Regions from separate parts of the Mus musculus genome. Here regions 2 and 3 are each linked to region 1. Evidence: chromatin loops called from intact Hi-C (ENCODE). Cell type or tissue: left cerebral cortex. All regions are shown on one strand.

The links. A loop is a pair of places that touch in the nucleus more often than their neighbours do. Peaks named below come from ENCODE experiments on the same cell type or tissue, not always from the same donor. Only the 100,000 strongest peaks of a DNase experiment are listed, where the experiment ranks them.
Region 2: a loop joins it to region 1, with 2.0 times the contacts of the local background. A loop is called at or near these places in 3 of 42 quality-filtered maps.
Region 3: a loop joins it to region 1, with 2.2 times the contacts of the local background. A loop is called at or near these places in 7 of 42 quality-filtered maps.

The regions. Positions count from the first base shown.
Region 1 is chr12:79,609,845-79,617,844 of GRCm38, reverse strand. The region is part of intron 7 of Rad51b (RAD51 paralog B); the gene reads right to left. Among named protein-coding and RNA genes, the nearest start is that of Gm36048, 190 kb to the left of the region's middle. In left cerebral cortex, a CTCF peak has its summit at 4,976; a DNase peak (open chromatin) is centred at 4,953.
Region 2 is chr12:79,671,314-79,679,313 of GRCm38, reverse strand. All of the region lies in intron 8 of Rad51b (RAD51 paralog B), which reads right to left. Among named protein-coding and RNA genes, the nearest start is that of Gm36048, 120 kb to the left of the region's middle. In left cerebral cortex, no CTCF peak of the experiment used is centred here; DNase peaks (open chromatin) are centred at 71 and 3,326.
Region 3 is chr12:79,923,187-79,931,186 of GRCm38, reverse strand. All of the region lies in intron 1 of Gm51985 (a long non-coding RNA gene), which reads right to left. The region is part of intron 2 of 9430078K24Rik (RIKEN cDNA 9430078K24 gene); the gene reads left to right. Among named protein-coding and RNA genes, the nearest start is that of 9430078K24Rik, 9.1 kb to the left of the region's middle. RefSeq lists an enhancer at 4,335-7,425. In left cerebral cortex, a CTCF peak has its summit at 4,803; DNase peaks (open chromatin) are centred at 2,695, 4,823 and 5,603; H3K27ac peaks cover 2,367 bases.

The sequences.
Region 1 (8,000 bases):
ATTTAGGAATATATACACATATACATATATAAATACACCAACAATCAACAGCAACAACAACAACAACAAAAGAGGCCATTAATTTGAAAGAGAGCAAGCAAGAAAGGAAGGGTATATGGAAGGATTTGAAGGAAGAAAAAGGGAAATGATGTAATTATAAGTTCAAAAAAATATTTTTCTCTGTGTAGCCCTGGCTATCCTGGAACTCCCTCTATAGACCAGGCTGGACTTAAACTCAAAGATCTTCTTGCTTCTGCCTTCCGACTGCTGGGATTAAAGGCATGCACCACTACTCCTGGCTAAAATAAGTCATTTATTAAAGACTAACACACCACTTACATGACTATCGATGACAAGTGAGTTAAGGGGTATACACGTACTATGACAATGGGAGCTGTTAAAAAAGAACGAAGTTTATTGCTTTTGCAATAGTGCTACAAAAAGGGAAATTATAAAACAGTTCTACTAAACAGACTCTATTAAAAATATTGAGCCAGATGTGGTGGCATACTCCTTTAATCCTAGTACTTGGGAAACAAAGGCAGGTGATCTCTGTGAGTTCGAGGCCAGCCTGATCTCAGGAAATTCCAGGTCAGCCAGGGCTACACAGTGAAACCTTGCCTTAAACAAACAGAGAAAAAATGAAAATATAGCACAGTTCTCCACTGTTTGTCAAAAGTGTTCACCCGTGTGTGTGTGTGTGTGTGTGTGTGTGTGTGTGTGTGAAGGGGAACTTGAACATAGGTTAAGATTAAATGTGTGTACTAATTTTCCATACTTAAGGTAAATCCCCAAGCACATACCCATGGCACATCCACATTACTTACTCTATTTCTCCTCCTCCATTCACATCATTTCTCAAGCAACTGAGATTAAAAAATAGAGAAGACCTACACTTGAGTTTCACTATACATTACTTCCAAGAAAATCAGAACCAAGCTACTCTCAAAATCTACAGAGCCAAAATGCAATTTTAGAATATCACTGTCTTACTGTTTTGGGTTTCTGCTGCCTGCTGCAGGTACACTCCTGGAGCTGTGGTATTAGAAAGGAATTTGAGCCTCTTCCCTTTTGTAGAAACTACAGCAATCCTTTAGAAACAAGAGCTTCATAAAAATGAATGGGTACGCTATAACAGGCATTCCTTTAAAATCTCAATAAACCCAGGTAGTTCCTTTTGTACTTTGCTGGCTATGAAGGTTTATCTTCATTTGCATGACTAATAAAATGGCTGGGTAGGAGCTGTACCTAATGCCAACAGATATTGCAAAATGGAGACTTTTTACATATATCTGTTAGCATGCCAGACCTAAGCAACACTATTCTCTCGCAAAAGCGGTACTTCTTACTTTTTAAATGGCTGGTTTGGACAAGGATAACACACACACACACACACACACACACACACACACACACACACACACACACAAAACTAAACTGAAAAAAAAATCAGTTGGGGCAGTGGATAAGGATGTTGAACCTGTTAAGACATGGAGACAAGTGAATCAATTTGTGAGCCTCTAGGGACAAATGTGACATTTGCAAGGTACTGAAAAGAATGCAGCCCATGAAGGGCTGACTCTTTTCTGAAAATTGTTCCCTTTATTTGCTTTCTGAAACACAAGAGTCAAAGGGACAACTCCTCCACATTCCTTTAAAAGCTTTAACAGGTTTCAAGTTATTTACCAGCATCTAAAATAGCAAAAGGACTGGGCCTGGTCCCTTCTCCAGCTCCACTCCCGTCTAGGAAAACAAGTTTGACACTTTTACCTTATGCTTTTAAGAAGGAATTTTAAGAAGGCTCCTGAAGGTGCTTGGACTGAAGGGAGCACCATAGTAAGCGAGACCTTACAGGGATGGTAAGTCCAGAACAAAATGTGGTTTGGAGGAAAAAAGTTCCTTCTCCAAAAGTGTACAGAAGCCGAACTGCTCCTCCCGCCCCCAACCCTGGCTCTGTCAAATAAGAATCAAGGACTTGTCCATGACTCCTAACAGCAGGGACTTGACAACTGGTCAAAGTCAACTGTATTTGCCCGGCATTTCCCTTTCCTCTGGAAGGCTTTTTCCCCTAATTAATAGAAGTTATGAGTCTGTGCTAGAGAGCTCAATAAACTGACACTCAAGAGTAGTCATTGGCTTTTTTATGCTAAAAAAAAAAAATCAAGGCAAGCTGACCTCTAACAGCTCATGCCTACTCCAGTGAAGTGCTGGGATCCCAGGATGCAGTCCTGTGCTGGGGCAGCCATTGTGTTTCTCCCACATTACTTCCCCCTGCAAACGCCTCCAGACCCCCAGCTCTACTCTCTATTTTGTTCCCTCTTTCTCTTTCTCTTCTCTTCTCTTCTCTTCTCTTCTCTTCTCTTCTCTTCTCTTCTCTTCTCTTCTCTTCTCTTCTCTTTCCTCTCCTCTCCCTCTCCCTCTCCCTCTCCCTCTCCCTCTCCCTCTCCCTCTCCCTCTCCCTCTCCTCTCCCTCTCCCTCTCCCTCTCCTCTCCTCTCCTCTCCCCTCCCCTCCCCTCCCCTCCCCTCCCCTCCCCTCCCCTCTCCTCTCCTCTCCTCTCCCCTCCCTCCCCTCCCTCTTTCTTTCTTTCTTTCTTTCTTTCTTTCTTTCTTTCTTTCTTTCTTTCTTTCTTTCTTTCTTCCTTCCTTCCTTCCTTTCTTCCTTCCTTCCTTCCTTTCTTTCTTCCTTTTAACTGTTAGATCCCAATCCCTGAAGTCCCTGTCCTGAGCTGTCACTCAGAAGTAACTATGGGGCCTTCAGTGAATTAGTGCTGGTGTCCTAAGGCTGTGAACAGGCCTGGGCAACACTCAGAAGGCCTGTTCCTGGAGGACTCATGGGGTGGGAGGTAGGGAGCCTATTTTGAGTGTGTTTTTTCTTCCTGTGGAGAAAAATACTAAGGCCGCCATCACTGTGCTGTTCAGTGTGGAATTACAGAGGCCAAGAACTCTGTAGTATTTGAAAACATTTCATTAAAGGAACTGACTGAATTCTGGTTTGTTTCCCTGAAAATGTAAGCTATGGAGCAGACATTGTAGTAAGAAAACTACACCCCTTGACACAGAAGCAAATATAGAAACAAGCTGTGACTCATTTTCACCATCCCTCCAGTCCCAAGACTTTAAAGCATGATCCACAGAATGAAGCCCCCCCCCCCCCCGTAAAGACCCACTACACATTTACTGTGGTTCCAAGGGCAAAGGAAACCAATTAATTGGAAAAGTGTGAAGATAAAGACCTTCCAGGGGGAGGGAAGGGAGGTGGAATAAAAGAAAGGACCGACAAGAGCAAAAATATCATAAATTAATCATTCAAAATGGGTGCAAAATACTAGAGTGGGGCAAAGCCAAGCTGTTGTTTAGTCCCTGCCCAGGGCTAATCTACACAGCACTCTAGAAGGCTCAAGAGCAGCTATTAGAGGAAACAATAAAGAAGCCCCTCCCCCTGGAAATTTGATCTCTGCTTTGGAATTTTTATGACATTTCTTTCTTAGGGAAGGAGAAGGTCTCACCACCCTCTTCCAGCTTCAAAGCCTGCAATTAATATCCTTGGCCTGCTTTATGTACGTTGTTTGAGGTATTCTCAAAAGTCATATTGCTGAATTTAATGAAAGTCCATTAGGCAACTGAATCAGCAGAACACTTGGGCCTTCATCTACAGAACTATCCTGTAGACGAGTCACCTTGGTCACATTCACGAGGCCCTTCAGTGTCACCAACGCTGTATGTGCAAAATTAGGATTTTATCAGGACTCTTAGCTGAAAACCAAAAAATGCTTTGGGTTCCCCAGTTGGGAAATGGTAGGTCGTGATGTAAGAATATGTACAAAGTGATTTTGGTTCTTGTACAAAGACACTTGGTTCTTGGTATTACGCAACAAGTGAGTTCCTGAAAAGTTGCGACTTACACAGTCTATTTTTTTTTTTTTTTAATTCTCATCGATGGAGTCACTTACAATCCACATCAGGAACTCACTACTCACTGTTTAATGAAATCTGATTGTGGTTTCAGCTGTGAGGAAAGAATGCTTTGTAATTAAAACGAAATCTTTCTGTTTGATCAATTTTCTACATTCAGACTTGTTTTTTTTTTTTTTAACTGAAGTCTCAAGGTGGGTACTGTCAGGGTGCTATCCTCAGTTGGTACACAATGTTTTGTTTTAATGGTGTTTCTTCTTTCTTAGAAAAAAAAAAAAAATCCAAAGATCCAGAGAAGTATTTCTGTAACCGGAGTTCATGCTCTCTACAACATGAAAGGACACAACTTGTACTGGTGCTTTATTTAGCTTACTGTGGCCTGCGGCCTGTGGCCTGCGAGGCATCCAGGGTAGCAGACCCCAGTACACTATTAGGTAAGAAAACAAGAACAAAAACTGGAAGCCATGTCTCACCCACCTACGGCAGCTCTGCCAGTCTAGCTACACAGCAGAATCAAGATGGCGCCATGCCAGCAAAACAAAAATCTGCCTTCTGTTGTTGTTTGGTTTGTTTGCTTGTTTTTGTGATCTTCAGCGTATCTGAGTTAGTGGGGACAGTGAGTGATCGTAGGGTAATGGCTTACTATGATCTTCAGGCTCAGTCTGCTGTCCCTCTGAGAAATATCTAATGAACTCAAGGGAAGGTCTTACCTTCAGACACCCATGACCCAAATGACATGCCAAGGCAAGAGTGCCAGCACCACTGTGTGCTCCCATCACAATCTGCCCTTCGAGGCAGCTGCTGGCAGGCAGTGTCTGCCCTCTACTACCAGAATGCAATGGGGCAGAAAAATTAAACTGCAAGTGGGCTGAGGGAATAAAGGGAGAAGGAAACTTAAAGGCAGTATCTTGGAAGCATATGTTTCAGACTCACTGCGGGCAGTTCCCTGTCAAGCAGAGATCAGCCAGGTTGGTTAGCCTAATCTCCCCAAGCCACAGATGGTCTAGGCCTCCTCATTCCTGTCCCTGGGACCACAGCCAGTGGTGTGGCCACCCTGCCACCTAGCGTTCAGTGTGAAAACAAGCAGCACGTCTTGACAATGCATGCTGGGTTTCAAGAAGAGCCAGAAAAGGGAGCCAAGAACTTTGCTAAATTCCCTATCCCTTGTTCCCTTGTTTGTTTTTGTTTTAAATGAAGGTTATTCAACGCTGGCAGCCTAGTGAGACACTGCCAATAACCCCAGCAGCCCCTCACATCTGAAGGGGAAGCAAAGAGTACTGGGTCTGAAGTGAAGGCGCGGAGGAGAAGGCCCATTCCCTCCACATATGGTAAATGGTGTGGCTACGGCAGCACTGTCTCGGGCAGGGCAGGAAAAGTGTAGCCGTTGCAGGAGAAGATGAGGAAAAGGGACTGCTTTTTAAAACATCATTTTAGCAACACGCATGGTGGGGCAATGAGATAAGCCGTGGGCTTGGCCTGCACGCCTGGGCGTGAGCCCCGCTCAGCAGCTTCCTAGCAGTGTGGTTGGGTCACACACAGCTTCCAGCTTCAGTTCTGTTTCTGGAAAACAGCTGTACTTAGATGTGTCTTTCCTACTTCCACAAAACTGCCTTGAGGGTCTGCTCGAACAAAATGTATGCGGGGGCACTTTGAGCAAAAATTCTGTGGGCTAGAATTAGAACATAGGTTAAAATTAGAGTGTTCCAAATACATTTCTTTAAAATTATGCTTCATCCAGGATAACGAGCCCACCTTGACAAGCCACTTCAATGTCTTACATATTCACAATATTTTTTTTTCAAGACAGGGTTTCTCTGTGTAGCTCTGGCTGTCCTAGAACTTTCTCTGTAGGCCAGGCTGGCCTCAAACTCACAGAAATCTGCCTGCCTCTGCCTTTAATCTGCTGGGATTAAAGGTGTACCACCACTGCCTGGCCCACAAAATTTCTTAAAGCAACAGGACTGAATTCCCTTCTTCTGGACAGAGCTCACATTGTGATGACAAGCCAGGCATGAGGAGGCAGGGCTTTTCTTTGCTGTTCCTGAACTAACTTTCTGTGTAACTTCAAGCAAAGCCACTTCGCTGTCCTCAGTTGCAGTTTGTAAATACACAGATAAGTCAGCTGTAGACTGAACAGCCACCTCCTGCCACTTCTAAGATAAAAAGATGGCTTGCTTCTGATACCCACTCTTCCCCTTACACGAAACAGTCTTGAGGATCCAGTAGGATTTCTTTGGAAACTTAAGCTCATCACAAACCAATACAATGCAATTTTTCCAGAAAAATCCTAAAAGCTGTATGCTAGAAAAGACAGTCTTGGGAAGAAAAAGGTGGCCACTGAAGTATGAATGTGTTCGTATCCATATCAGAACATCCCAGGCTGCTCACAAATGGCTGTGGCCTGAAACAGCTCACCAAGCTACCCACCTGAGCTTCCACACTGACCACGAACGTCATTGCTTCCACATAGCTCTGAAAATACTGTCTGTTCTTTTTTTAGTAATGCTTTTAAACAATGTCAAGAAAAGAATTTTCCTTATCCAGATTTCTTCTCTGCCTACAAATGTCAACAGGACTTAGGAAGACAGTAATGAGAGCCCACTGACGTGAACTGCAGACAAGAGTCACACTGAAGCGCCATCAAGCCTGGAACATGACCATGACTGCCAGGGCAGGACGCGACTCACAGCCACCTCAGGCTCGTGAGCTTTTCCTCTATGGAGGGTGACCTGCTTTGAACATCTCAGCTTGTCCATCCTTTGGGAGAATGCCAGGAGTTAGCTTTGCCTGGTATCCCTGGGTGTCGTGTTGTGTACACTACACAAGCACACTGGTCCCAGAGGATCTAGCCCTCTCCTTTCTCCCCTCTGCTAGACCATCCACTTTCTAAGACAAACAGATTTTTCTCTAGTCTTTTCTAGAGGCCACGAAGACAGGGCTAGCCAAGGTTTGTGTCAATCTTCCTCCACTAGCCAAACAGCAGAAAGGCTCACTGGGATGCTACACTGCTTTAGCTCCATCAAGTCACTATCTGCCCAGGGAGGCGGGGCCCTTTGGGCGCTCCTGCAATAGAACCTTTTCCTGGAGGAAGTTCAGGGCTATACTTGCCCCAGACCAAATACACATGAAACTTTAAACTCTACAGAGCTTTTTAAAATGAGGGGCCTTGCCTCTCTGTGGCTTACAATAACACCGAAGGCTTGTTGTATCTCATTCATTTTGGCTGTTTTCCAGAGCAGCTGAGAAACTGAAAACAAGCCCACTGCTGCCCAGCCACTTCTCTTCTCACACAGCTCCTCCCTCCCCCATCCCTGTCACACAGGACTCTTCCTGACACACAGACAGGACGTCAGGTATATTCTGGGAAGAGTATACAGGTGAAAAATCACCTTGGCCTCAGTGCTCGGAGTTCAATACCAGTCTGGAACAGTCATCCTTTGCCCAAGTCAGACTGTGAAATTAGACTCCTATTCAACACCTGAGGCAAGAATTTGCCTTTTAGATATATGTATCTAAGATCATAAGTGTTCCTGGAGACATCTCTCCCTCCACTTCTATACTCCTTAGCATCTCCATCCTTTTGGATGACAGTAGAAAGCAAGATTTGTGGGGACCTTTGGTGGAAAGTTGATTTGGGAGTAGGGTTCATAATACCATGCACTTGGTAGAAATGAAATTGGCAGGCTCTGTGCAGGACTCCAGGGCCCCTATGCAAGGCACTATTGCTGTGTATTGATTACAGTTCTGATCAACCAGAGCTGCAGATTGATTGGCTTCAGTGTTTACATCAGCTCCAGGTTCCCACATGGGTGAAGAGAAACAGACATTCAGTGTTAAGAGCTACTATCTGGCTTGTTTGGTTTTGTGTTCAGTGCTGTGGGCTAAACATATGCTAAGCAACTGCTCTATCTCTAGCCCAGACTGCCACGACTGTCTGGGAAGTACTAAGTTTCTAGCTACCTTAGTTCGCTGGACTAGATGATGAATGGAAGACTGGGCCCAGCTGGCCTGGAGCGGGCAGAAGGGACGAGAACACAGGTCATCGGTTTACCTAGGTGCTTTTTTGCCTTAGTCTCAATAGACACAT
Region 2 (8,000 bases), 61 kb before region 1:
GTGTTTTCAGTGGAACGGCGGCAGGGAGAACAGTAGATGAGTTCTCTACTCTGCTTTGCACACACAGGGACACAGGCGGCTGGGAGGCTCCCAAAAGTGCACCACGCTTTTCTCACTAATGTGGGTATGGTTAGTGCTGATGTTCTGAGTAATCTCACCACAGTGTTTATAGCTTACGCTTGAGTAGGATATACCGTTCATCAGCTAAAATGCAGAACAAAACCATATTTACCCTCCACTGCGTTGCTGTCCCATACGGAGTTGGACATTTTTAGATGGAGAATAGGTACCTCCATAAATGAATGTGTGATATGCTCAACATGAGCAAAAATAACAGTGTCAAGTTTCACAGGGTCCACATGTTGAATGTTTGGTGCCAAATATCTACTTATTGCTCCTTTAACTCCTGCCCTCTTTTCCAGCTGTAATCATGCTGGAGCCTTGTCAGGCATGGCAGTGATGGGAGATGCTGCTCCTGAGGTGATAGATACACCACCATTCACCTTTTTTTTTCCCTTGGAGAGGGAATAACTTCATCAGTATCTAACACTGCCATGCTCGTTCAGGCTCATATCTTTGATAGACATTTTAACTCCATTAGCTAGGATCTTTTACAGCAATAGCAATGCATTTAGAAGTACTGCTTTGAGGCTGGTAAGATGGCTTAGTGGGTAAAGAGCTGGCTGGCTCTGTAAGTCTACTGACCTAGGTTCAATTCCATGACCCACAAAAAGATAGGTGGACAGAACCGACTCCACAAAGCTGTCCTTTGACCTCTATAAATATTCACTCTCTCTCTCTCTTTCTCTCTTAAAAAATATTTTAAAATGCTGCTTTCTTGGGTATGGTGTCACAAGACTGGAATCCTGACGATTCAGAAGGCTGAAGCAGGCAGACTGCAAGCTCACAGCCGGCCTGGGCTGTGTAAGAACTTCCAGCTCAGCCTGGGAAATCAGTGAGCTACTGCCTCAAAAAGTGGAGGATGAGGAGGTAGGGGTGCTAGAGAGATGGCGTGTTTGTAAGAACACGCATTGTTCTTGCAAAGGACCATCTGTAACTCTAGTTCCAGGTGATCCAGAGCCCTCTTCTGGCTTCTGTGGGCATCAGATATACATATAGCACATCTACTCATGCACAGGCAAAACACTCATACACACAAAATAAAATAAAGTAAATAAAAAGAGAGGTATGTGGGATATAGCTCAGTGCTGTGGGTGTGGGTGCTGGGATGCTTCAGAGTGGACAGAGTGTGCCAAGGCCATGGGTTTAATTCCAATACAGAAAGAAAGAAAGAAAGAAAGAAAGAAAGAAAGAAAGAAAGAAAGAAAGGAAGGAAGGAAGGAAGGAAGAAAGAAAGAAAGAAAGGAAGGAAGGAAGGAAGGAAGGAAGAAAGGAAGGAAGAAAGAAAGGAAGAAAGGAAGAAAGAAAGGAAGGAAGGAAGGAAGAAAGGAAGGAAGAAAGAAAGGAAGAAAGGAAGAAAGGAAGGAAGGAAGGAAGAAAGGAAGGAAGAAAGAAAGAAAGGAAGGAAGGAAGGAAGGAAGGAAGAAAGGAAGGAAGGAAGGAAGGAAGGAAGGAAGGAAGGAAGAAAGAAAGAAAGAAAGAAAGAAAGAAAGGAAGGAAGGAAGAAAGGAAGGAAGAAAGAAAGGAAGAAAGGAAGAAAGGAAGAAAGAAAGGAAGGAAGGAAGAAAGGAAGGAAGAAAGAAAGGAAGAAAGGAAGAAAGGAAGGAAGGAAGGAAGGAAGGAAGGAAGGAAGAAAGAAAGGAAGGAAGGAAGGAAGGAAGGAAGGAAGGAAGAAAGGAAGGAAGGAAGGAAGGAAGGAAGGAAGAAAGAAAGAAAGAAAGAAAGAAAGAAAGAAAGAAAGAAAGAAAGAACCCTTCTTTAGGGAGATTTCATAAAAGATAATGATGATGATAATAATGATGAAGACTATGTAGATGGTTCTAAGCATAGACAGAACTCTTTCCCCTTCACCAAATCGGTACTTTTCATCTCTGAAAACACTGAAGCTAAACCTAGCAGGAACAATGCAGCCTTACAATCTTGAAAGATTCAGTGCTGCTTACAGTCCATCTGGTCCCAACTCCACGCCTCACCTTCCTCTGCATTTCATCTCTGTGTCTGTCTTTCCTTCCTACTTGATAACAAACATTTTTACCTTTGGCTCTCCCCTTTTATGACTCAGTGTTCCGAACTGAGATAAGAATGAATAACGGCCACCCTGTGGCTACTTTCAGTGCCAGGGCCAGTGTCACACAGTTGAGCTGGCTCAACAGTAGAGAGCAGACACCCTCACTTGATGAAGCTTTCCATCAGACCAACGGACACAGGGCCAACCTGAGTTTTGCTCTAAGAATGGCTTCCCTATTCCACAACCAAGATAACTCTTGGAAGAATCTGCTGACGTTTCTAAGAACACCTATCTACTGGTGACACAGGAACCTCACAAAAAGTGGAGACTGAGAAACTGCTGCAGACCCCTTGTTTCCTAAGAGTCTTCCCTCTGAGGACTGCCTGTGAATGGGCCTCCGTGGCTGCTTTTCCAATAAGAGTGCATTTGGTTTCCATTCAATTTCATACCAGAGATTAACCCTTAGCAAGATGGGCAATATTAGGCTCCGTGGTTCAGAGGATGGCTGACTTGGGTGGCAGGAAGCTGAACAGTCTACTCTGGAGAAGAAAATGTCTGTGGGTAGCAGGCTTCATTCCCAAGCCTTAACAAAACAAAGCACATAAACAATGCAGTTACAAATGCCAGTGAAAGAAAAATCAAGGGATAATCGCAAGTCATCGTACCGGGAAGGGCCCACAAGAAATCTTCATTTGACTAAGTCGGAAGCCTTGTTTCTTAAATAGTTACATAACCCCTAAGACACTGTTATGTAATATGGTCTAAGGGCAGAGTAAAGTATTTGGAAATATCTCTTGTAGAGCCTTGTATTATCTTCAGTAATGAGAAAATGAATGGGCGTTTGTTTGTTTGTTTGTTTGTTTGTTTTTGTTTGACGTGGCAGCCTTAAGATTTGAAGGTTTGTTAGGTGGAAAAGATAGAATGGGACCCAACTTGAGTTTCTCTGGCAAAGAAACGCCCCAGGACACTGGTTCACGTCTCAAACCAGACACAGACTTTCTATCAGTGCAGTTTGTCAAACGCTGTACCAGGCACACTTCCTTCTCCCCCTGACAGAAAGGAAGGCAGGCTGGATAAGCTAACACAGTGGAAGTGTTCTGACACACAAAATGTCCCAATGGTGTGTCCTCTGTGGTAACAAACAAACAAGGCCGAGCTGGGAATTATGTAAGGCTATCTTCGATACTATTTAGAAAACAAGGGGAAAATGCCATCTGCCCCGAGTTCCTCGAGAACATCCAATCAAGGGCCCGGGCAGGCTTCCTGGCTTCAGACTGGCTATAAATAAATTTAATAAGGATGAAAAAAAGTCACAGCATCATTTACAGTTCTCTCTCGTCTCCAGCTGACAAAAATCCAGTCCAGATGTTTGTCCTACAAGATCAACAGTAACTGTGTGGAACTCCCTCTGGAGTAAGAGAGCTCTGGGATTGGTTGGAAAAGAAAGGGAAAGGAGGTTGACAGGGCGGGCGTGGACTAGCCCTGTTTGATACTCACTTGACAGAGACACAGTACTTAACTTATTTTGTGTATAAGTATCCTAGTTTATGTAGCCTTCCCCTTCCTCATCCCTCCTTTCAAAGCCACGGGGACTTGGCTTGTGAAGCCTGCAGTGGTTGTTCCATAACCTTTGCTTTTAAATTAAACAAATGACCTCAGATTTTGGAGCGGTTGTTGACTCGGGGGAAAGTATGCCATTAAAAGCGTGCCAGAAACAGATTTAATTGGTGCATGTCCCAAAAACTGCTCCAAAGAACACAGGCTTCCCGCATATAGATTTCAGGGTACCTACTCAAAGGCCGTGAGGCTTTGTCAAAATTTGAGATGTGAAACAAGCCAGCTGAAAGAGTCCGTATCAAAAGGGTAAATTCAATTCAAGAGATATTAATCTGATTACCTAAGTATGGCTGCGAATCGGATATGGTCCATTGTGCGCTCTTGTTCAACCTGGACAGCTGGAGGAGCCAATGGCTTCCTTTCCCCTGACATATAATTAAGTTTTAAGAGCCGATCAAGTTACGGATACCAAGTTTTAAGAAATATTTCATTCAGGAGTGGCATTTACAGTGCTTGCCTGTTGCAAGAGTCATTGTTCATTTTACTTCCTTGAGCCATGCTGGAGAGTGTGTGGATCAGGGTGCAGGGGCTCGGTGTTTGTGTTTCAGGCTACAATAACCGCCCTCTGTGCACCTGCCTGGAGGAGAAACCAGTCCAGCCGCCTCCCAAGACAAAAGAGCCCTGTTTTAAGTGCTGAAAACCCAGACATGAACTGACCCTGTCAAATTCCAGTTAGGGGAAAAAAAATCAATATTTTTCATCCAATCCAAGGGAGCTGGTTTCCTTTCCTAGCCACACGTAGTTGGAGCAAGAGTGACTGGCCAACAGGATCATCTCTTTTCTCATGAGTCTCTGCACTCTTCTAGATTCCTGCCCTGAAGGTGGAACTCACAGCCTGGTATACCATCACCTGTCCCTTGGGGTCCATACACCTTTTTTTTTTTTTTCTTACCTCTTTGTCTCCCAGACAGCTCCCAATGCAATCTGACTACAGCCATAGAAGCATACCTTCCCAAAGCAGTGTGTTACCAACGTATGTTGACAAAGATGTCCCCAGTACACACTTGTCACAAACTTCAGGTACACTCACCATTGTAAGAATGCTTGCCAGTAGGCCAAGGGCTAAGACTACACTCTCTCTATTCCTATTATGGTTTTTAATATGAGTTGATCAAAGGCCAGGGCTAATTTTAGATGTCTTCTCTTGATTGTTCAGCTTCGACTCATACTTATTAATATGGAGGATGAATAATTACACCAAACTCAACTAAGAAGCATAGCATCATAGAGGGAATCATTTCTTGAAAAATCTGAAACAGCCAACCAGGTGGGGTTTCTTTTGAGCATTTCACCCAGGTAGCAGATGAGCAACCAGAAAAGGAAGGTGACTAACTTAATTTGAGGGCACAAGTTGCTTCTAACAGCAGAAATGATCTGTGAATTATAGTTTCCTACTTCTTGGAGAGGAGTGGGAGATAAATTATGATTTTGACAGTTATCTTAAACTGCCATTGGTAGTGAGACCCTGGCTAAAAGTTGGTTTTCATTATGCCTGCTGATAACCAGCTATAGTTTCAAGGGTTAAAGCTTTCTCAAGACTGCTTCAATAATTACTCCAAACTCCAGCCCCAAGGGGCATGAGAACCAGATGACCAGCATAGAAAAGCCAGGTTCCCTGACATAACACTACACCAGGATGTGATTGATTGATTGATTGATTGATTGATTGATTGCGTCTGTAGTGAGCCTAGGAACTAAGCAATAGTTTATCTGATTTGGTTCTCATTAAAAAGCTACCCAAGAAAAAAAAGAGTTGACCAACTCAGGTGTAAGCCACACTGAGCTACCTTGGCCAGGCTGGTGACTTCTTGGTGAAGCATGGTACTCAATCTGAGCTACCAGTGGATGTGACCAGGGACAAAGGCAGTCAGTCAGTCTATCAGATGAGATCCAGGGTACTGCATACATGTTGAATTAAAATACTAGTCAAGGAACTGTCTTAGTTTTGTTCAGCTATCCTGTGATGGTGGCCCTTGCCATCACCATGGAGACTGACTGACCTCCATTTCTCCCTTAATAGCATTTACTTATTTACTTATTGGTGAATACATGCCAGACATGCATGTCGAGGTCATAGAACAACTCGGTTCTCTCCTTGTCCTCAGGTGGGTCCTGGGAATCGAACTCAGGTTGTTAAGGTTTGGTAGCAAGTGAATTACCTGCTGATCCTACTACTGGACTTGACAACTTATTCTTGACAACTCATTAGTTGCTGTACAACATAACACAATTGTTGTATGTGTATGTGTATAAACTCAGGTCATTCTCTATATCTTTTATTAATCAACTATAGCATAACACCCGGCCAACTCAGACATAAAGTTGAACTTCATTATGGCATGTAGAAATTCTAAGGCTCCAAACAGAGAAGCTGAGCAGTAGAATTGGCCTTTATATTCTCGTGGGGCCAAGGCTGAAACTGGTCTTTCTATTCTCTGAGCAACCAGTAAGGTTTTTATATTATAGATGCTCTACACTAAATGAAGGGGTGGATTAATGAACAAGCAATTGAAAAGATGGAGCCAATGCTCAAATTTGCGGTCAAAGGTCAATGAGATGACGCAGTGGGTAAAGGTGTCTGATACCTTGTACAATGATCTGTCTTTGAGCCCTGCAATCCACCATGGTGGAAGAAGATAACCAACTCCAGAAAATGTCCTCTGATCACACACATGCTGTGGCATGCACACCTCAAAAATAAATAGGTGATAGATAGATAGACAGACAGACAGATGGATTTGAGGGTACAGCCTCACTTTTCTTGAGGTTGTAAAGAATTCTCTAAAGAGAAATGAGAGAATTTGGAATTAGACCCAGTGCCAGACATACACATCCCACTCAATGAGATGAATGGTAGAACCTGTTTCATTTTCAAATGTCCTATTTCTAATGTGTTTTATATAACTTAATTGAACGGTTGTTTGTACTATGCTTTACAGAAAATATGCTAAATATTTATGGCTTATAGATTCAAAATGCAAAGACAACCAGCATAAAAAAATGACAAGGAAGGTGCCAGATGCCTGCAGAGGGGTGGCCCAGCCTGTGCTTGCTCTACTCATCATAGGATGAAGAGAGAAGCCTGCCTGAGGCTCAGAGGAGAATATAGCACCTTGCTTTGTAAAGATGGAACACAACCCTACAAACACGCTGAAAAGGCCAACAGGTGTCACTTAGTGTGGCCAAGGGAAAGGAGGGTCAGGGGGATACTCTAAAATGCCCCCTGACTGGGGCGGGAAGAAGACAACGTGTCTTCCAGACACCACAGGCTATCATAATAAGCCCAGTGGCAGGTATGAATGACCTCCTTTCTAGTTGGTCAGTGTGACTCAATAGAAACACCACCCCCATCAAAAATGGCTATTGTCATAGCTCTTGGTTACCCAGTGGAACTTGATGGTAAGATCCTACTGCTGAAGATACTACATACCTGAGTCACAGGACATAGACAAATCAAACTGGTACCAACCTGGACGTCATCCCCACTCCTATCTGACACCATCAACTAGATTTCTTAGTGCTGAAAGGTCCTCTTAAGTTACCAAGGGAGAAAAGGAATCAATTGTCCTACACAGCTGTGACCTCTGTGGGCTACAATAGGATGCCTTGACAAGAGAGTGCATGTTATGGGAGTAACTAGTCACTATCTGATTAGATTTAAAGCCTGCGCTACAAGACAAAGCTTGTGCCTGGTACCATAAACTGGGTGTCTTAGTTAGGGTTCCTGTTGCTGTGATGAAACACTATGACCAAAAGCAACTTGGGGAGGAAAGGGTTTATTTGGCTGATACGTCCACATCACTGTTAATTATTGAAGGAAGCCAGGACAGTAACTTGAACTGGGCAGGATGCTGGAGGCAGGAGCTGATGCAGACACCATGGAAAATGCAGACATTTACAGCTTTACTCCTTATGACTTGCCAATCCTGCTTTCTTATGGAACACAGGACCACCAGCTTGGGATGGCACTGCCTACAATGGGCTTGTCCCTCTCTCCATACCCCAATCAATCTCTAATTAAGAAAATGCCTTACATCAGGATCTTACCCAGCTTGGGATGGCACTGCCTACAATGGGCTTGTGCCTCTCCCCATATCCCAATCAATCACTAATGAAGAAAATGCCTTACAGCAGGATCTTATGGAGGCATTTTCTTAGTCAATGTTTTCTCTTTTTCAGATAACTCTAGTCAAAACCCTGTGGCCAGCTAGATCATAGGCCCTAGGGTGGAACTTGATTCCATTCATTATTCTAC
Region 3 (8,000 bases), 310 kb before region 1:
GGCCTGGTTGCCAGCTATTTACACCCAGATGTGAATTCCCCCTCTGTCCCATTAGACGTATGCACAGGTTTGCAAGTCCTGGTGTGGCTTTGGGTCTCTAAACGCTTGCTCAGTAGAACCAGAGCCCCATCCAGCAGCAGGATACCTCGGCAACAGGATGAACAATGCCTGATACAGCTGGTGTGCGGAGCCACCACGACACTGTTCCACTTGCCAAGGCTGGGTACTGGCATATGCCCAGGGAAGAGGTTAGATCCTGAGGGGTTCTAGGGCAGACATGAGTTTGACCATCCATGGGCTCTAGGATTAGGATGTCAATAGAGGTTTCTAGGAAGTGTCCATGTTGTGGGTGGGGGAATTCTGAAGGGATTTATTTGCTGACGAAAGAGCTAAGAGGCTGCTTTTGTTCCTCTTCAATGGTAGACAAGTATGAAGTAAAGTCAAAAGCCAGGCTGATGGAGGCTCTAGGCATGGCTGCTGTACAGCATGCTTCCCAGAATTCCTTCGGAATCTTATTCCAATATCCATTTCCCACTATCCCTATGTGCGACATCATGCTATTGGGAATCTGACCCATTTTGCAGTGTCTGCCTTCACCAAACAGACTCAAAAGGAGAAGATGATACAGTTCTGTCTCCAAAGCCTGGGCAAGCGAGAATCAGAGTTGTGCTGTGTTTAAATAGGAAGGGGAGGGGGGAGAAGGCCACGAGAAAAATGAGTGTGGTGGTATCATGGGAAAGAGCGAGACAGGAGGGTAGCCTCTTCGGGTGGGGGTTGTCACCTAATGAACACTTCACAGGGCTTGGCCTAGCCATCAGGGAAGGCTCTCTGTGGAAAAGGCATTGAAGATGGATATCCAAAAGATTTTTGTCCCACTTCTGCCCTCATAGTCAGCTTCAAGGTGGAGTGGACAGCCTGGGGCAGCTAGCTCCACACTATAGTATTCTAGAATGTGAGTCTTAAACAAAGGATACAGTAAAACACAGGTCTAACCCCAGCTAAGTACCCAGGTGAGTCAACATTTAGGACTCCAGGAAGAACTGCTTAGACTCTTGTGGGAGCCCAGACGAGAAATTCTGGTCTGCTTGTCAGTCTCGGCAGGTAATGAACAGCTCTCAGCCCGGGGCGTACACAAATCATGAGCCGAGGTCCTGGGATAGGTCACTCTAAGCCCTGCAGGGGAAGTGACTGGGAACATCCAGTCATGCCAGCAGGTGAGAGGGAATTACAGGTGTGATCTGAAGAGTGGTTGGGCTGGTTGCAAGCCTGCAACCTGCCCATGGAAAACTGGTTCCATTTGTAACAACTGTCAACTCCGCCCCCCACCCCCACCCCCCTTGAGCCCAGAGAGGTAGGCTAGCTAGACAGAGTTTGGGGGGAACTGTCAGTCTTGTTGACCTGCAGAAGCCTCCCCAGACTCTGATAGACAGTAGCGAGGCTCCTTATGCTTTATTGGAAGACAGGCATTAGGCCGGGATGGTTACAAACCTTCAGAACCAACATCAGAGTGGACACTCCAATCAGTCCTGCGGTAATCTAGGTGGGATGGACAGCAAAGAATACGAGGCATGGGTAGATGGGAAAGGAGACTTTGAAACACAATGTAACAATGTTGCTTCGATAGTAACATACACTGGGAACATAGACCTATGGAAGTCTCTCTCTCTCTGTGTGTGTGTCTGTCTGTGTGTGTGTGTGTGTGTGTGTGTGTGTAGAAGAGCTAAGAAAAAAAAGTTAAGAAAAAGAAGAAGAAACAACAACAACAGCAGCAAAAAACCTAAACCCAAACCTAGCCTTTTCTATCCCTGTAACCATTAGAAAGAAAATGAAGTCTAAATTGTGTTCAGAGCCGCTGGGACAGAGGAAGAGAGGCAAGAATGGAAAAAACAGGCCGTAAAGATGCCAGGACTCCTTAAGCAGAAACATCTGTTGAAGTCATAAGACTCAGGGCCGGTCAGGCTCCTAACAAACCCAGGAAGAGGAGAGTCTGCACTGGATCAGGATGCCCCTTGTGTCCTGCGCAGGCCCCTGGGACAGCATACGTGCAAGCAGAAGGGATACCTTCTCCAGAGCTCCACCTGGCCTGGCTCCTGGCAAGAGAGGAAAGAAGAGGGAGGAGCCTGGGGCAGCCAGGGGGCAGAGATGGCACGGCAGTTTGGAGTGTGTATTTATTTAAAGCTTTAGCTTACTGGGGCAGCCTGGGGAACCACATGTCTAAACTTCTGCAGCTGAAGGAGGGGGAAGGGAGGAGCTGCTGATCTCAGGAGCTGGGGGCTCTGTTTAATTTTTGCAAATTGTAGCACCTTCTCTTATTTGTGCCTTCAGCTTGAGCCAACTATCTCAGGCTTGCCCATTTTGACAGTTACCAAAATGGCAGGTCCCATCTCTCAACCAGATAATACTCTCTGTGCCACATTCCTGCTAAGTAGCACCTCATTTAACCCTCTGGCAAATGTGCCATTGCTGTTGGGGGGAAATTATATATATATATATGTATCGGTCTTCAGGAAGGTTCTTGTATGAATACTACATTCCAGAAGAAAACTGAGGCCAGACACTGTTAAGGGACTCCCAGGTCTCCCAGTCATACACTCCAAGAACCATCCAAGGAGCTGCCTCTCTGTCCTCCCATGAAATGAATGTGAAAAGCAGCAGCAGCCAAGCACTGCCGAGGGAACAGCTGTGCTCAATCAGCCCAGCATTCATGCAAACCTCGAGAGTCCGTCCCCCCCACCTCCCATCCCCTGTGGCTCATTCATCTATCTCTATGCTCCATATCATCTGCCTAGGTGTACAGATGGAACCACAGCCACAGAGCATGCCACCTCCTCAGGGAAACTACCAAGCCCCCCCACCCTCCCCCCAGCTCCACATACACACCACTGTCATGGCAACAACATCCTGCTGTCTCTCAAGGAAACACAGGTAGTGAACGAGATGAAAACCAGACCCCACTTTACTTGCTTGTGGGAAGTGGGGAAGGTTCTGGAAGACTCCATTGGGAAGGCTAGATTTGATTTCTCTTCTAGGAGCTTCCCCTTCAGGCTGGCCAGGCCTGGAACTTTCATCGACATAGCTATGTTGTCTACATTAGACAGCTCCCTGGGACCCATATTTCACATTGAGATGAAAGTATACATGGGTACAGTTGGAAACAGGGTTCATGACTAGGGGGCTAATAATACTCACAGACAGCACACAAATGTGACAGCTAGAGGAAAAGCTGAAACCCCAACATCAGGGTAGGAAAGGCTACTACTATTAATGGTCCTTGAACAATTCTGGGATGCTATCATTCATGAGGTTGGGGCCTGCCGGTGTGGGTCCCCTGCCTCCATCAACCCCACGGGGTAGGTAGTATCACACCTACCCTAAAGAGAGGGAGCTGCAGGCAGAGGGCTCACTTCTCCTTCTGCCACATATTGCCAAGTGCAAAACTGGAACCAAAATCTGTAAGGCTCTTTTCTGAGTACCACTGTATCACAGACTGTGATGTGTGTTATGGTACCTAGTGGGCCCCTGCAAGCTCACTCCCTGATCCAGTGGGGTCTGTGGTTCTTCATGGAACAAGCAGGAGGCAGACTCCAGGACCCTACCATCTTCTTTAACACTCCACTCTGACAGCCATTTGGGTTGGTGTCACTCTTTCTCTGGAGTAAAGCTTTCCCACCAGGATCTAGGATGGACCAAGGAGCCCACAGCATGCAGTTGGTCCCACATGGTCTCACTTGGCTGCCTGTTAAACCCCAACACTGGGACTGAGTCACAGATGCCAGCAGGGACCTCTTCAGTGAGGATCAGAAGGCCATGACAGGAGACAGCTGCACCCTGGGGGCTCGGATAAGACTTTGATATGATTTTGTTATCTCAGGAGATGGATGTGATGAAATCTCTTTCAGATGGTCTCTCTCACAAGATGGAGAGAATCGCCCCACCCCTGACCAGCAAACAAATTAAGAGTCTGCTGCTTCAATCTCAGTGGAAGCAAGAAACAAGGCAGTGTGAGGCCTGTCTGCATAGGTATGAGTGCTCAAACCTATGAGCTCAGCATTTGGAAAGCTAAAGCAGGAGCCTTTCTGAGAGTTTGAGGTGCCCTGGACTATAAGATCCTGTTTTATATACGTGTGTGTGTGTGTGTGTGTGTGTGTGTCTGTCTGTCTGTCTGTCTGTCTGTGTCTGTCTATGTGCTCGAGCACACACACACACACACACACACACACACACACACACACACACACACGCGTGCGCGCTCAGAATCATATATGTGTGTGTTTAAAATCAATTATATATTAAAATATATGAAATATTTATTTATTTATTTTAAGGCAAGGAGATGCTTTGTGTGAGCCCTGATAACTAGAGTGGCTAGAGTTCCTGGTTCTACTCCATTTAAGAGAACTGGAGAGAGAGAGAGAGAGAGAGAGAGAGAGAGAGAGAGAGAGAATATGAATCTTCTGGCCTTTTAGTTCTAGTCCAGAGTCTTCATTTCATCAGGGCTAGCTCTGGATTTCAGAGTCCAATTCTTTCAAGAGGGCTGGAGTGAGCTGCATTCCACAATAAGGAGGGTCTAGGAGAGGCCTGGGGTCCGGATTTTCTTCAAAGCATAAAACTAGGCTAGGAAGATGACCCCCCTCCTCCAAATGCCCCAGTCCCAGAAGGATCTTTATGGCTCTCTTGTCCTCTTTTGCTTCTACAGAAGGGTTTCTCTGACAACCCATGTTAAGAGGCCATCCGGGTATAGGCATCCTGCTGGATACTGGCATGCAGCCCAAGAGTGGGACTCCCTGGCTGCTGGCTCTGTGGAGCTCACAGCTAGAGGGAGCTGACTTTTTATCCAGTAACTAGCAGTCTGCAGGGATTGTAGTGATGGGTATCCATTCCCTGCCTGACCTCGGGTCTCTTGGAGTTGGCTTGCTTATTAAAATACTGCTTTGCCCACACGAGTCCCTTCCCACCCAGTGTCCTTCCTCCCTTTCCTCTGACAGTCCTTCTGCAACCCACTGGACATCTAGGTTCAATCCATGTGTATTCACACTTGCATGAGCGTCTGGGACTTACCCATACAATGACCAGGAAGGCTTGGGAACATTGTATGTGTTTGCTTAGCAAGAAAATCAAATCAAAGTGTGTATGGAGGGGAAAGGTGGCTGTATGGGGGGGAGGGGCACAAAGATTGAGATGCACAGAAAAAGACACTGGACCCAGGATCTTGCCCTAGAGTTTTGTTACCTACTCAAGGATCCTGACTCTAGTTTAGAACAATGCTCAGCAAATTACCGTCCTGGTAACAGGACCATCACAGCTCTGCCTGTCCATTCGAGCCTTAGAAAGTCACCATAGCACTTTCCTGTCCCTTTTTAGTGATCTTTTCTTTCCCAGGCTGGAGGACCATGGGGTGAAGGGCAGTGTCCTGGAAGAAGGTGGATTTGCTATGGAGCTTCACTAGCAAAGCAGGAAGCAGACCATGCTGAGGGTGCTTTGCAGGCTGTGATGAGCTCTGCAGCAGATGAGCGGTTGTCTTGGTAACACTAATGAAAAGCAGGCCTCAGAGAGGGCCAAGAACCCCCAGGGACTGAGTTATCTCCCCCTCCCGCAGGCAGCTCTTCTCGCCTCCCCACCAACAACCTCAGATCAAACTCCCCGAATATTTATAAAATCTCTACCAGAAACAGAGAAAGTCTGGCCTGACCAGGCGTCTGCCCACGTCTTCCTGGCTGCTTGGGTGACACCGCCCAAACGCGGCTCATTATTCTGTTTTTCTTCCTTGCCTGAGCAAGACAATGGTGGTGGTGGTGGTGAGGAATGTTTGCTCTGCCCTGTTAGACTGACATTGAATCAGAGCATTTGCTTCAAGTAGGGGAGGGAGAAGCGCGCGAGGGGTAGGGGGGTGGGGGTGTCTCACTGCTCTGCTCCTCCCTGCTTTTCAACTCCCAGGTTGTCTTGTTTAGTCCCATGGATTCCCAAAGTGCCTTGGTTGCTTGCTTCCTCTGTCCCTACCAGCTTCTGCCTGGGGCTTTGCGGCAGCTTCTGAGGGAGAGTAACGTCGCAGGGCATCTCTGAAAATGGAAAGGGCTGCCTGCAGAAGGAGCTGGCCTCCCTGCCATGGGGAGCGGGCATGGGGCTTATTCACTTTGAAGAAAAGGGAGGTACTCACATGCAGCCAGCAGGGAACTAAAGCTGGTCTGAGAAAATTCAAGTGCCCCCCCTCCCCCCTACCCCTGTTCATTACTTGTTTTGCCTGGTGGATATTAAAATGCAAAGAAGTTGAGAAACATACAGCGCTCTGAGGGTCAGAGGCGGGGTGCTGCAGCAGGCTTTGTCCTGCTGGTAAATGGAAAAGCACCATTTGCCCAGTTGATGAGAATGTCCTGTGCTTGCCCTTTGTGACAGCCGAGAACCCCAGGGATGGTATAGCTCTATGTAGAGAGGCAGCAGGGGGTCGTGGGTAGGTCCTAGATTGGGTGGAGAAGTTGAGTATGATTTGAGTGTCATACTCAGCTCTGCCAAATTCAAACCTCTAGCCTGGGTAAGTTATGACTCTTCACCTCTCCATCTTTGGAAAGTGTGGACTATGGCAGGCTTAAGGTCCCTTCTGTAAATTTTATTCAGGAAGGAGAGATTACAAATGCTATACCAAAAGTACATGTACGTCATCCTTTGGGTCAAATGGAAGGCACGAGACGTTAACCTACAGTGTGAGACATGAAGTGTGGGAAGGGACTCACAGATGTGCTGGGCAGGATAGGGATGTGTCTCGTTGCAGGGAGGCTTCAAACACAACTTCAAAAATTTTTCATTTTTGAAGGATTTAGATAGAAATAAGAACAGCCTCTTGAGTGGGGACTATGACCCAAGTACTGGGGGAGAGGAGAACCTATGAAGAAGGCCAGCTTGTGAGGGGCAGGGAGGACTCTGGGAACTATAGTGAAGCCTGTCTTGTGCCACAAGGAGCAGGAGAGGAGAGACCTGTTCCCAGCGGTGATTTCAATGAGTGACCCTGCTTGGAGTGACATTCACCAACAGCCCAGCCAGAAGAGGTGAAAGGAAACCAGGTCAGTGATCAGCGAGAGCAGGACTGTTGGCCTTTTGCTCATGTGGCCTCAGGGAGACTTGAGTTTCGGTGGTGGTGGTGGTGGGGGGGGGGGGACACGGGACCTGAACCTCCAGAGACTTGTCCTTTCCTTACCTCTCTGCCAAGGAGGTCAGCCAAGTGGCACAGGAGGGTGGAAATTAGAGTTAAGGAGTGAGAGAGAAAGGAAACATCCGCTGTGTTGGGAGCCTAGGATGGTGACACTTACAGGACACATTAGGGACCTGTGTGGAAGCACGAGGTGGTAGGCTGACACCCAGTCCTGGCAGCAAGAGGCATAGAGCACCAGGAAGACCCATTCTTGAGCTCATCTCCTGAATTCCCACTGGCTGACCTCATGCCTACCAGGCTTTGGCTTTGGTCTGCTTATAAGATTGGCCCACGCTGTGGTCCGTATGTTCCAGTCACAGCCAGAGTACTCTTGGGATGAAGGAACAGATTCACCAAGAGCACACTGTCGGACCTGGCTTTCAGATTCTGAAATTTCCTAGCCAAGTGTCTGAGCTTAACTCAGTTGAGTGGAGGGCCCTAATTAATTGAAGTCTGGTCTGCTAAAGCAGGCAGGTCGTGGCATTGGTGTGCATACTCTCGGGCTTTGGAGGTGACCAAGGGCAGTGTGAGGGGCTAGGACTCAAAGCCTAAGTGTTTACATGCTTGTGCTTAAGACCCTTTTTAAGGCTGCTAAGATGGCTTATCAGGTGAGGGAGCCTGATGCCAAAACTGAAGACCTGAGTTCGATGGCCAGGACCCATGTGATGGAAGGAAAGAACCAACTCCCTTAAGTTGTCTTCTGACCTCTAGATGTGTATTATGCTACATATACCACACACACACACACACACACACACACACACACACACACACACTGAATACAAATATAATTTAAAACTTTAAAGGCCACTTCTAGCAC